Regions from separate parts of the Mus musculus genome. Here region 2 is linked to region 1. A link is a contact called in ENCODE Hi-C or POLR2A ChIA-PET data. All regions are on one chromosome and are shown on one strand. Each heading gives the region's core, a stretch centred on a gene start or an enhancer-like site at or near the end of the contact. The rest is flanking DNA. Distances are from core to core; before and after follow the strand shown. Region 1 overlaps 2900026A02Rik (RIKEN cDNA 2900026A02 gene). Region 2 overlaps 2900026A02Rik (RIKEN cDNA 2900026A02 gene).

Region 1 (6,821 bases), core at 3,159-5,658:
GTTCCTGCGCACCCCCCCCCATATATATATATATATATATATCTGCTGAGGGTGGAGAGAACAGCTGCCTCACACGGTGCCTGTACCCACCCAATTCTCTCTTCAGAGCAAAAGGCAAATACCTTGACATAAAGAACAGGCTCTCTCGGCTACTCACTGAGCAGATGTGGAATTGCAGGTGTGCCCTGGAGGCCTTGCGGAAGAGCTGCTGAGAGATGAGGCAGGAACTGCCAGGGAGTTACTCACTCTGGCATCAAGCAAGTACTTGCATGTGAAGCCCCACAACCCAAAGTGGGGGGGCTCACAGACTGTGAAAGGCATTTGCTGTGTGTGTGTGTGGGGGAGAGAGAGAGAGAGAGAGAGAGAGAGAGAGAGAGAGAGAGAGAGAGAGCACAGATGGGTTTGTCAACCTCGTGTGTGACATGACAGTGACTTGTAAAGTGAATAGTGATAAAAGCCCCACTCCTTGCTGTGTGACTTAGGCCAAGTCCCCTGCTCTCTCTGGGCTCTGGAACCAACATGTCATTATCCTGATATGCTCTAGGTTGGACATCATGGCTCTGCAGGAATTGAGTTCTTTAGCTAAAACTCAGGATGTTCCACAGCAAAGGGTATGGCTCTGCCCAGGGTCAGTAAACCGAAGCCACACAGCCAGCCAGGACCCAGCACGGAGTGGAACCCTCTCACCTGCCAGCTCCTCCTTGGGACTCTGCAGGCCCACCATGATGGTCCTCGGACGAGGTCATTTTTATCTTCTCAGTTTGATGTCTGGGAACATCTGTGGCTCTCAAAACTGGGAGTGAGTGAGTGAGTGAGAACTGGGCACGGTGCTGTACACCGTAGATCCCAAGACTCGGGAAGCTGGGGCAGAAGGTTTACTGTGAGGTCAAGGCCAGCCTAGGCTAGAGAGAGCCTTAGGGAGATCTGCCACCAGTATCCAAAATCATGACCAGCACGCAGTGTACAACATGTAGGGCATCTTCCAAGATTAGAATCATCTAGCCCCAGTGTCAAACCTGGGCAGCCTGCAGCCTGTGGGGAAAGGACCCTTGATCCACCCAGGCCGCCAGAGAAGGGATGAGCCTGCGCTGACAGACTATGAGCTACACGGCTGTGGAGTTGTCCCTTCTGGGTCCTGAATTAATAATTTATAAAACAAGGCCAGCAAGATTCTCACCCACCTGTGATGGTCAACAGAGTGAAAGAACCCAGTGTTACCCTGGTGACACGTTTCAGGGTATGTCTGTGAGGGGGGCTTCGGGGCTGGATTAGCAGACGTGGGAAGACCCACCTCAACTGTGGGTGGTACACCCCATCGTTCCAGGAGGGGCACAGGGGAGAAAACTCATCAAGAACCAGATCATCCCAGCTCCCTGACTGTGAGGGCGTGTGACCAGCTCAGACTGTAAGCCCAAAGGACACTTCTGTAAGTCCTTTTTGTCCAGTATTGTCACAGCTTTGAGAGCTAAGACACCATCTCAAAGGGCCACTGCAAGGTATACGGTCACCTGCTTAGGCCATGGTTGGCTGAGACACCATGAGTCAAGATGTCCCCTTACCGGGTTAGATGACCTCAGTCTTTGGCTCCACCTCTTAGACAGGGCTCATAGTAGCCCAGCCTCAGAGGCTGCCTGCAAGGTAACCTTGGAGAGACACTGAGCCAGCTGAAAGACTCAGCACTGAGATGTCACACTCTGTGTCCTATGTCCTAAGTCCCGCTGCCTCTCACTGTGGCCCCACATGAAGCAAGAGGACTCCTGCAGGATGCTGGTGGGGACACTGGGCAGCACCACCATCCACCAAGCTGTGCTAAGCACCTCCCAAGGACAGTGACTGATGGTCTCAAGCCCCGTAGTTAGCAACCAAGCCAGGTTTTGAACTCAGAACACTGAGGGAAGGGAAAACCAGGCCCTGCATCCAATTTAATTAGCTCAATTTGTTCCCCATTTTCTCTCAACCAAGTAAGGTTAGCAGGAAACACCAGATCAGTGTTTATAAAGTAAATGGAAGAAGAGGAAGAGGAGGAAGAAGAGAAGAAAGAAGAGGAGGAAGAGGAGGAAGAAGAGGAGGAGGAGAAGGAGGAGGAGGAGGAAGAGGAAGAGGAGGAGGAAGAGGAAGAGGAGGAGGAAGAGGAGGAGGAGGAGGAGGAAGAAGAAGAAGAAGAAGAAGAAGAAGAAGAAGAAGAAGAAGAAGAAGAAGAAGAAGAAGAAGAAGAAGAAGAAGAAGAAGAAGAAGAAACAACTTCAGAAACTGTCTTTTTTTCCCTTTCTATATTGTGGGGGACCCAGAGGATTCCCTCAGTTAGCCCAGGTTAGCCCCAATTCATTATAGCCAAGAATGGCCCTGAACTCCTGGCCCTTCAGCTTCCTCTCTCCCACATAAGTGCTGGGATCACGGGCGTGTGATACCACATTCACTCAGTCTGTACAGTATTAGGGATCAAACTCAGGTCTTGGAGCTCGTCTAGGCAAGCACTCACACCACTGAGCCCCACCCCAGCACAGCCTTCACCACCTTCAGTTCTTTGTAAACATCTGCTGCAGGGTCTTCCTTTCCTGGGGCAGGGCAGTGGGACAGGAGTCCTTGCCTGGGGAGAAGCCACTGTGTGTGGAGGTCACAATGCCTTCACGGTGAGGCAGGATCTAAATAGGAAGCTGAGCACTTTGGATACAACTGGATATAAGCGATGCACTCCAGCCCCACATAGCAGGTTACCGCTAACCCCTAAAGAGATGGCTGGCTTCGACCACAGCCTCCTTCATAGGCAAGAACCCCAAGAGATAAAAAAGGCATACACTAAAAGGGATCATGGGTAGGTCACTCTACTATCCCCGAGGGTCTCAGTGAGAAGTATGTATCTGTCACCTTGTGTTGCATAACGAATAGCCTTGACAACGGTTCGTGCCCATGCTGGTTTCCAGAGCTATCGATCAAGGACGGCATTTGATGAATGTCTACCTCAGGGTCTCTCATGAGGTTGGAGGCCAGATGTTGGCCAACTCCAAGTCGCACCTGCAGTCTGGGGACTTGCTTTCAGGTGAACCAGCCTTGAAGAGCCAGTTCCTCAGTGACTGGTGACATGAGGCTTCCAATCCCTGCCCTGTGAGCCTCTCTACAAGGTTGCTCTGAGATCCTCTGAGTATGGCAGCCATTTGTACAAACTAACTGCTCCAAGACAGAGGAGGAGGGGGAGAGGGAGCCCTGGCATCTGCAGAAGAGCTCACCTCAGCCTCAACACGGGTGTTGCAGGACACCAGTAAGTGTGGGCACAGGCACCTGCCAGTGTCTGGCTGCTCTGTGACAACGTGGCAGCGCCAGCCATGACAGGAAGGTTCTGGAAGTCCAACTATGTGGAGGACACTGCACCATGCATCCCTCGTGCATAGCTAACTGCATGTAAGTCATCTCTACCACAGCTTCAGAGTAGGGAGATGGAGGCATAGAGAAACCACAAAATGTACCCACCTCCTCAGAGTGGGACTGAACCAGGATTCAACTCCCAGCCCCTAAGTCCCCACCCCAGAGGTGGCTGGGGGCATCCTAGGAGCCAGGGACTGAACAGTGTGCTACCTGAGGGGGACCTCTGAGAGGCCCTGTCACAACTCACTTTCAGACTGTCATGGCGGGAGGGTTGGGGGGCCAAAGTGGCTCACATCTCACACTCAGGGAACAGACAGCTCAGGCCATGTCACCTTCAAGTGCCTGTCCCAAGGGGCATAGCTCTGCCAGCCTTAAAGGTTCCACAACCTTCCAAAACTGCGCCACCGGCTGGGTACCAAGGGCTCAGACACATGAGTCCAGGCTCAAGCCCTACCTGCACCACTGCTAAAAATCAGATTAGAAACTTACAATTGAGTTATGTTACTAGAGAAGGTAATGGCTTACTCTTGTTCCAGACAGTGGCACAACAATGTTGCTGAGGCTTTGCCCAGCGAGAGCCCTAATGACAGATCTACACTGCAGCACCACCACTGTTCAGTGCTGGGGAATAAACTCATGGCTTTGTACACAGTAGGCCAGCATTTCCCCAACTGCTGAAATCCTAGCCTTTGTTTTTGGCTTTTTGAAGCTGAGTGTTACATAGCCCAGGTTAGCCCTGAGCTCCCCATGTAGCCGAGGTTAAGTCTGAACTCCTGGATCCACCTCCTTAGTAGCAGGATTAAAAGAGCGAGACACCATGGCTGAAAACCTATCACCTTGTGATTATTTATGTCTATGTGTGTACAGTGAAAACACCACAGACCAGAACATTTCCCCAGCCAGCAGCACCAAGCAGCTGTGGCTTGAGGGCTTGCGTCTGAGGACACCTCAGTGTTTCCACCACAGGAACAAGCAGCGCTTCAGACCGAGGCCCGCACAGCACTGAGGTAACCTAGTGCAAGCCAGCCAGTCCCATGGCTTCCTCACGCTGCCCCAACACAAGGCTCCCGGTGGCAGCGACATGAACATTCCGGGCTTCCTGTCTGACATGACTAGTTTCCCGTGGAGGAAGCAACAGGCCTTTGTACAAAACATCTCATCTGTGGAGCTGCTGCAGGGGAGAGGAAGCGAGAGCCCAGGGGCCTCGGACAAAGGCCAGAGCGGCTGCAGAGGGAGGCTTCATCCCATAGACGCCAAGTGTCCAGACAGAGAGCAGAGGACTGGAACTCACGAACACAGCAGGGCACCATGGCACCAGGGGCCTGATAGTGCTCCATAGAGCTGCTTCCACTGCCCTGTCCATTTCTCTGAGAGGAGACAGAGGCTAGAGGTTTGTTTGGGAGAGGAAGAGAGAGGGGAAGGAAGCAGCTCAGATGCCAAGTGGATTTCAACCCTGGGAGAGCGTGTGAGCCGTGTGAGCCGTGTTTTGTTTTCCCATGTTCCTGTATTTTCCACATGGAAAACGAACACGCCCCGCTTTGGGGGCAGGGGGATCAGCAGGAGCCCAGTGGCTCCCTGGGGAGCAGCCAAGTCCTTTGTCCCTACCCTGCCTGTAACTCCAGAGGCACCTGCTCTGCGACCCAGCCTTGGGCCCCTCTGGGGACCATAAAGGGACCATTGTTCTCTATGAAGTGACATCATTCCTCCGCCAGGACGGTGAAAAGAGACCTGAGCTTGGGAGGGGCCTCACCAGAAGAAAACTGTCTGTCCTGCCCGCCCGCATGGACAAGTGACATCATGCCAGGCCTGGGGTGCAGCTGGAAGCCTGGATACCTGGGGGGTGGGAGGGCTCTGGGAGAGGGAAGAGGGGCTGTGTGGCTGAACTCTCCTCAGGGCCAGCATCCAGGAGAAATGCAGAAACAGTGACAGGTACATAGTAGGTGCTTGGGAGATGCAATACATCTGTGCCTGGTACGCAGAGGGCACACAGTAGGTGCTTAGGTTATGTGATGCATCTGTACCTGGTATACAGAAGGCACACAGTAGGTGCTTAGGGTATGTGATGCATCTGTACCTGGTACGCAGAAGGCACACAGTAGGTGCTTAGGGTATGTGATGCATCTGTACCTGGTACACAGTAGGAGTAGGCACATAGTAGGTGCTTAGGAGATGCAATGAATCTGTATCTGGTACACAAAAGATGTGACAACCATGTTAGGAACACAGTAGGTGCTCAATAAAATAATTCTGTCCTCACCCAGCATTCCGCAGAGGCCCACAATGATGACAGCACTTCCTGGTCCCAAACTCAATGCTCTTACCCGTGTTCTCAGCCCTGCATAGCCAGGCCCTGTCACCCAGACTATCCTGTCCCACTCACTGAGCCAGCCACCTTGGCCTTGGGTTCTTCTTGCACACCAGCCTCCGCCAAGCCTTTCAATGTTCTCTATTCAGGCCTTCTTTGGTGGGCTTAGCATCACCTTGTGACTTCCTCAACTGCTCCTGCTGCCCCCGAGCGCTGAGAGCCCGGTCACTTGTGGCCTGCTTGCTTCCTATACCTGGTTCTGGTAGCCCTGAGCTACAAGAGAGCACTCGGGTGACAGGGATGGCCAGGAACAGGATATGCTCTCTCCCCATTGCCTGACTCGCACAGGACAGGACGCCAGACTTCCTGTGTCCTAAGGCCCAGTCACTCATTCTCCTTGGGCCTCAGTTTACCCCAGGGCAGAGGCGAGGACTGGGGGGTGGAAGGGAAACGGAGCCAGAACACGGGGCGAGAAGTCACACCTTCCTGAGGCAGGGGGATGACCTTGCCCTAGATCCGCTGGACGGACTGCAGTGGACAGGGAAGGAAGGGCCTTCTGGGCTAGCAGGACAGTGGCCCCGGGATACATGTGTGTCCGTCCTATTGGAGCCTGCATCCACCTAGAGCTGACAGAGTGTGTACATGAGGCACAAATGCTGTGCCAGCCTCCATATGGATCTGAGCATCTCAGGTTTTGGTACCCATGAGGGGTCCAGAACACATCCTCATAGCTAGGAAGTGATGGTGCTTACAGCAGGGATTCTTAAAACAGGAGGTGGGCTGGAATCACCTACCAGACAAGTCCCAGGGAGCCCAGTTCACAGTTGGGACCAGTAAGGCAGGAAGGGTTGATAGGACTTGGCTAAGGCCACTTAGCCAGCCTTCCTACACACACACACACACACACACACACACACACTTTCCCTCTCACATACACACAGATACATACACATAGAAAGATACACATGCATATACTCTCACATACAGACACATACACACACACAGACACACTTTCACATACACTCAACCACATGAACACACACGCAGACATTCACACACACTCAAGATGCTCACATAGACATACACAGACACACACTCAGACACACACAGACACTCACATACACATACACACATGCACACAGTGAGATACAAACAC
Region 2 (6,821 bases), core at 2,304-4,803, 77 kb after region 1:
GTGCTTTGCAGAGCAGGAGATAATGGAGTTACAGACCTGCTAGGAGTGGCCAGTCCAGCCTGTTGCAGGGCTGTGGGCCTCTGGGGAGGTAGAAATGGAAGACGGGGGGTGGGGGGGAAGAAGATGTACTGGGGGAGCTGGGGGTGACGCCTCACAACAGTGACAAGTTTGGTTTCTTAAAAAAAATGGTTATGTGATTATGTTTTTGTTTTATTCCCAGGTGTGGAATACAGGGCTGCTTCAGATTGCCCACAGCAGCCGGCTATGATTTGTCTCATGCTCTGGCAGGGGCGTGATTCTACCAGCTGAAGAATAGTTTATGTTGGAATTCTGGGGACTCTTGAGCGGGTATAAAGAAAACCAGAGCCTAGAGCAGGAGTGGAGGGGCAGCAGCAGCTGGTGGTTCCTGATAGTGCATTTGCTGTTTGCTGGATTATGGGTTGGAGACATCCTGACCACAAAGATTGGACTTGCTCCAAGGAACTCAATGCCCCTAATCAGCAGGAAGTAGTCCAACGAGGTCTATGTCTCCTTTCCCATTCTTTCTCGCCTGCCTAGTGTCGGGCGGGGGGTTGGGAAGGATTGGGGTGGAGAAGAGTGGTAGGTATAAGAACCCAATAAAGAATCCAAAAGTCCAGTTACAGCTCACCATGAAGGCCCTCCCCAGCCTGGGTGTCCTCAGCTGTCAGTCAAAAGGTTTCTGAATCACAGACAGGAAAAAGCACTCAGCAGTGTTTACATGTGAGTCCCCTACCATGTGACAGGAGCCAGGAACACACGTGTGAACAGGTCTGGTCAGCCTGTGGACATGCAGGGGAAGGTGGGTCATGACAAACAAGAGAGGAGACTAAGTGTGTACACAAGCAGTGTGTTCTTCAAGACCCTGCCCCTCCCCAGTAAAAAATCCACAACAGCAGCTTCAGCATCGAAGACAGCTTCTGGCAGAACACATCCATCGGTAATGAGCAAAGTAATCTGGCTTCCTGTGGGGTTCCATCCCCCACTCCACTCCCCAAGGCAAGGCTCCAAATTCCCACAAAAAGTGCAGCTCCAGGCAGCAGGGGACAAGAGGGTCAGGGGTGCCCTGTCACTGACACCAGGAAAGTCCCTATCCCCTTTAAAAGAATTGTTTGGACATGTCACCTGGATTCCTCACTGACTGGATAGTTTTATGTCAACATGACACAAGCTAAAGTCATGGAGGGGAGGGAGCCTCAACTGAGAAAAGGTCTCTCTGTAAGACCAAACTGTGGGCAAGCCTGTAGGGCATTTTCTTAATTAGTGATTGATGGGGGAGGGCCCCGACAATTGTGGGAGGGGCCATCCCTGGGCAGGTGGTCCTGGGTTCTATAAGAAAACAGGCTGAGCAAGCCATGGGGAACAAGCCAGTAAGCAGCACCCTCCATGGCCTCTGCATCAGCTCCTGCCTCCAGGTTCCTGCCCTGACAGAGTGCCTGTCCTGTGATATGAAAGTGTAAGCCAAATAGACCCTTTCCTCCTCAAGTGTATTGGCCATGGCATTTCATTACAATAGTAACCCTAAGACACCAGGGAGCACTGAGGGGAGGAAGTAAAGTAGAAAGGGATACTTGCCTGAACCAAGCTCATGCTTGTTACAAAATTGCAGAGTCCCAAAGTCTTAACTGCTCAGCGGCTAACTAGCAGGAGTGAACTAGGACAGTCCTTCAAAATCAGGATCCTGAGGGTCAGGCTGCCTGGATGGGGTGTGACTGTGTGGTCAGAGTGGGACTGGGGTTCTGGCTCATGATGTCAGCTGTGTAACTGGGCCCTCAGTTTCCCCAGCTGGGCCAGAGGAGCAGACTCAGTGTCTGACTGCCGGAGGCGCTAAGGAAGTACACAGGGATCCAGCCCAGGGCAGGAAGCCAAGGCCAACAGTCGCAAAGTTAACCACCCACTCCTGAAGTCACCTCGTTCACAGCTAGCCTGCCAACCCAGCCTATCAGGGAGAGGTGGAGTCAGCCACTGAGAAAGAGGGTCAGCAGGGAAGACACCCAACATCTATCTATGACATATGTGCCCCCCACACACAAATACATACAATGCACACAAAGATAACACATGCATACACACACATACAACACACAAATACATACAAGGGAAACAACACATGCATATACACACACATACTATACACACACATACAACAACACACACAGAGAAAAAGAGGAGTTGTGCAAAGGCCCTGTGGTAGAAAACTCGTGGGAAGAAAGAACCCTTCCCTTGCACAGTACACCATGGTAGAAATCAGAGGAGGGCACTGGGGCACAAGGCTAAAGGAACGTGCTTGCCCAGAGACTGGGGAGTGGCTAAACAGACTGGGGCATCCTGGCTTGGGATTAAACTATCCCAAGGGAAGTTCACAAAGCAGCTAAGGGCGTGATGCTAAGCAGGAAGGGTGTCGGGAAGGGCGTCCACAAAGCTGGACACATCTGTAGCTCTGCAAAGTTGAAAAGAACAGCCACCACCCCCAAAAAAAAAGAATTGGCAAAATCTGCACCCTGCAAAATGCCTCCCCACCCTGTCAGAGCAGTGGTGTGCTGTTCTGATGGGGGAGGCCTCTGTGGGGTAGCTCGGCTGTTTGCAGAGCAGCAGGTTCTAGCAAAAACCTTCTTGTTTTTAATGCTTAACAAAGAGGCAGAGTGTGGTTTACTGCCATCTGCCCCATCCACAAACCCCAATGAGGCTCCTGGAGCCAAGGTCTTAGGAGGACAGCCACTCTCATCCAACGCTCAAATAAACAAACGTCCCTTTGGCAGAGGTCCCCTCGCCCTCCCTTCCAGAGCTGGAAATCAGACAATAGCAGTGTTTTCTGAGAGACAGTGAAGGGCTCGGGCTCGGCAGTGGGAATGCACCCAAATGCAAGCTTCCCCACCCAGGACCCTCCCTTTCCTTAGTCAGGGTCGGCCCTCCTCCCACTCTCTCCAGTGCCAGATGCTTCCCTTAGAGCCCTGACTAGCCCTGAATTCCTGAGGCTCAGAATCCAGAATGTTAAGCACTCCGGTTCCCTGGTCAGAGCAAGCTCCATAGGAGGACAGGCCACCTGCGAGCCTGTAGTTACGGGTCACTCTGCAAGACCTTGTTAAATAAGAACCGTCTAGGTAGTGATGTCTCCTGCGCTTCGGGAGGAAGAACTGGCAGGGGGTTGGGCAACGTGGAAGGGTCAGAGGTCAGGGGGCGGGGTCCAGGTCTACAGTCCTAACCCTAACCTTGAAGCCTCCTGGGAAAGGGGACATGGGACCTAGGCTCAGACCTACATGTGAAGGAGGAGCCTGCCAAGGGAGGGGCTTCCCAGGCAGCGGATCCAGGAAGCAGGGCCCATGGATGTGAGGGTCGCCCGACCAGGCAGAGTCCATGCAGAAAGTGAGAGGAGACCTCAGTAGGGCCCGTGATGCCCCTGGGTCTTCAGGACCGCGACTCTGCACTGTGCTTCCCAGAGGAAAGTAAATAAGGGGCTGGTGTTTCCCAAAACCTCAGCATCCAGACTGTGAGCGCCAGGGCTCCGGCCTTGCCCTATCCAGACCTCCCCTCCGGGATAGGTCCAGGTTCCTGTGAGAACAGCTGCCGAGAGCCCGGGACCCAGTGTGTGTGTCCCAAGAGGACATGCTGGTAAGTGGCAGAATGCTACACAGAGAGACTTGGCTCCCATAAGAGCCACCGGTGACACCTCTTAGGGCATCTGAAGTCAATCGCTGCCCAACATCCGTTGAGCAGGCAGGCCTCCGTCAGTCCGGCAGTGCCAGCGAGGCCTTGACATTGGTAGGCTGCGAATTTAAAGACAGGACGTGATTCATTCACACAGGCCTTTCTCAAGGAGGAAGGAAATGGCTCCCCCTCAGCTCCAAAAACCCAATTTAACTTCTTTTCTCCACGCAACATGGTAGCCAGTAACACAGGGGCACGGACGTGGGCACAGAGAAACACCCCCTCCACCCCCACCCCCACCCCTGCCTCCTGGGAGTCACTGCTCAGCTTTCTCCAGAAGGACCTCCTGCTACCCTGAGCGCACATCAAGGAAACCTTAAGGAAGTGGGGGGTGAGGGGAGCTGTGGGATATGCAGCAGGCGGAGAGGATGCTGGCTGGCCCTTCCCAATCTCCATTCTTTCTCCTTCCTTGATAGACAGGGACAAGAGTTTAAAGTAACTCAGGAAGCCAGGCCTCTCACCACCCTGGAAATTTCAGACCCTGTGATGCAGGGACAAGCGGGCACACCCATACCTGGGAGAGGAGCCTTGGCTGTGTTAGGTCCTGGGGGGCAAACACAACGCCCACGCACACTCAGGGCTGGGGAAGAGGATCACAGGGGCCGGGCAGTCAGAGCCTCCTGGCCTGGGCTTTAGTTCTGGGACCAAGACTTCCATCTGAATTCTTTGGGAGACTCGAGGGTAGGTGGCAGGTGGCCAGGCTCCCTCATGCTCCTCTATGCAAGGGGGCAAACCACACTGATGGTGGAAACTGTGTCCCTGGCCTCTTAGCAGCCAGGACTCCCTGTCTGAGGCCTTTCCCCATGACCCAGCTGTGTTTGAGGTGACCTTCATCTTCAGGCCTGTGGCACACACAGAACTGGCCACAACCTTTAATTCTCATCCCAGCTGTGTGAGCCTGGGAATAGAGCTCACTCTCTCCAGGCCACCATCTTCTAGGGTGGCAGCAGGGCTGCTGAGCCTTCTATCAAGGGGGTAAGAATAGAAACACAGGAGGCAGGTCTGGGGTGCGGCTCAGTGTAGAGAACCAGCCTGCCGTGCATGATGCCCTCAGTCCTTATCCCAGCACTGAGAACACGGGCTTCAGTAGCTCAATCAGGAGGACAGGGTCAGCCTCAGCTATGTAATAAGTTTAAGGCCTAGCCTGGGCTACATGAGACCCTGTTTCCAAAGTACAAAGACCCATGTGAAACGAGTGAGCAAGTGTATTTGGGATTGGAGCTTAAGTGTCTCTGTGTGTATGAATGCATGTGTGTGCCTGTGTGTGTCTCTGTGTGTGCATGCACGTGTATCCATATGTGACTGTGTGTTCATATGTGTATGTGTCTCTGTGTGTGCATGTGTCTGCCTGTCTGTGTGTCTGTGCATGTGTCTGTGTGTCTGAGAGTGTCTGTGTGTGCATGCATGTGTATGTGTGTCTATATGTGACTGTGTGTTCATATGTGTATGTCTCTCTGTGTGTGCATGTGTCTGTCTGTCTATGTGTCTGTGCATGTGTCTGTGTGTGTGTCTCTGTGTGTAGGTATGTGCATATTTGTCTGTGTATGCATGCATGTGTGAGTATGTCTATGAGTGTGTGTCTGTGTCTGTGTGTGTACACATGGATGTGTGTGTCTGTGAATGTATATATCTGTGTGTGTAAGTGCATGTCTGTCTGTGTGTGTATGCATGCATGTGTGTGCAAGTGTGTACATCTGTGTGTATGTGTCTGTCTACTTTCACGTTGCTTGCTGGGTTTGCTTATTTCTGTCTGTTTTTCACTTTCATTTTTGAGACAGGGTCTCTCCCTGGGACCTGGAGCTCACCAACTAGTTGAGCACTCCACATACATGCACTCATGCACACTTAAGCCTCCAATCCCAGCATGTGGCTCCTCCTTCTTAAACGGTAAGCACCCTACTGAACTGTCACCCCAGCCCCAAACAGCTCTTAATGAGGTCAGGTGGCCAGTACCAATGGTGACCGCTGTCCTTACCAGAAAGAGATGCACAGCTACGAACCACGAAAGCCTAGCTCTCGGGTGCACCTTCTCCTCCCTCAAGTCCTGCCCCCTCCCTCCATTCCATAAACACCATCTCCGTTGTGTGCTCCCTGCAACAACCAGCAGAGCTGACCCCTGCAGGTGCCCAGTGAGTACTTGAAAGAAGCTCAGAGAGGTCAAGGGCCCCACACAAGGTCACACAGGAGACAGAGCACTGAGTAGAATCAGTCATTAGACTAGTGACCCACGGCGAGGACATACAAGCTCCCTCTCTTGCCTGTCTTCCAGTGGCCTGACCTGTGCCCGAGGTTCAGTGCCCAACCTTGGCAGGGATGTCTGCCAGCTGAAGGGTCCTACCAATAAAGCTTCCTGCAGCCTTCTGAGGTTCTGCTGTGGGCAGGGGATGCCCTGGAGGTGTATCACCAACCCCCACAGGACATGTGCCAGCCACCAGCCACAGGGACTCAGGGCCCCCTCCCTTCCAGGGCTCCTCTCTCCCTCCTCCTCTTTCCCTCCTCCACCCCTTCATAACCCCATGTGTGTGAAGGTGGGGAGCACCCGACCCGAGCTGACCACCAGAACAGAGAGTACCAGGCCTCCTCAGGCGTGAAGCTTACAGTAACAGCAATGCTCAGGGACTGGCCGGTGCTGTTTACTTTCCTGTGTTTGTGTTATCAAAGTCACCTTCTACTTGGATGCCATGGCTGGCTGTTTTCACTGCGGGGCCGTGACTCTGAGACTAGCTCAAGTAAAGCCCAGTGGGGTGACCTGAGTGTGTGTGTGTGTGTGTGTGTGTATGTGTGTATGTATGTGTGTGTCTGTCTGTCTGTATGTATATGTGTGTATGAGTCTGTGTATGTATGTATATGTGTGTGTATATGTCTGTGTATGTGTGTATATGTGTATGTGTGTGTATGTATGTGTGTCAGTGTGTTATGTATGTATATGTCTGTGTGTGTATGTATATGTGTATGTGTGTGTGTCTGTGTATGTGTGTTTATGTATGTATGTCTGTGTGTGCATGTTCGTATGTGTCTGTGTGTGTCTGTGTATGTATGTATATGTGTATGTATGTGTCTGTGTGTATATGAGTATGTACGTGTATCTGTGGGTATGT

What was found. Hi-C counts contacts between places; a loop is a spot of excess contacts on that map. ChIA-PET counts read pairs that join two places held with the same protein, here RNA polymerase II (POLR2A).
Region 2: a map of heart shows a loop between it and region 1 (4-fold over the local background). The contact joins two enhancer-like sites. A Hi-C loop is called at or near these places in 1 of 37 maps with a recorded cell type or tissue (heart). POLR2A ChIA-PET finds 5 or more read pairs at or near these places in 1 of 5 experiments (Patski).

What each region holds. Positions count from the first base shown.
Region 1 is chr5:113,128,408-113,135,228 of GRCm38, forward strand. The region is part of intron 6 of 2900026A02Rik (RIKEN cDNA 2900026A02 gene); the gene reads right to left. Among named protein-coding and RNA genes, the nearest start is that of 4833439F03Rik, 6.0 kb to the right of the region's middle. Within about 2 kb of position 4,409, at least 1 of the 3 ENCODE cell types and tissues checked has a DNase peak (open chromatin) inside an H3K27ac peak, as active enhancers do; it is heart, where a contact is called at or near this core.
Region 2 is chr5:113,206,383-113,213,203 of GRCm38, forward strand. All of the region lies in intron 1 of 2900026A02Rik (RIKEN cDNA 2900026A02 gene), which reads right to left. Among named protein-coding and RNA genes, the nearest start is that of 2900026A02Rik, 11 kb to the right of the region's middle. Within about 2 kb of position 3,554, at least 1 of the 3 ENCODE cell types and tissues checked has a DNase peak (open chromatin) inside an H3K27ac peak, as active enhancers do; it is heart, where a contact is called at or near this core.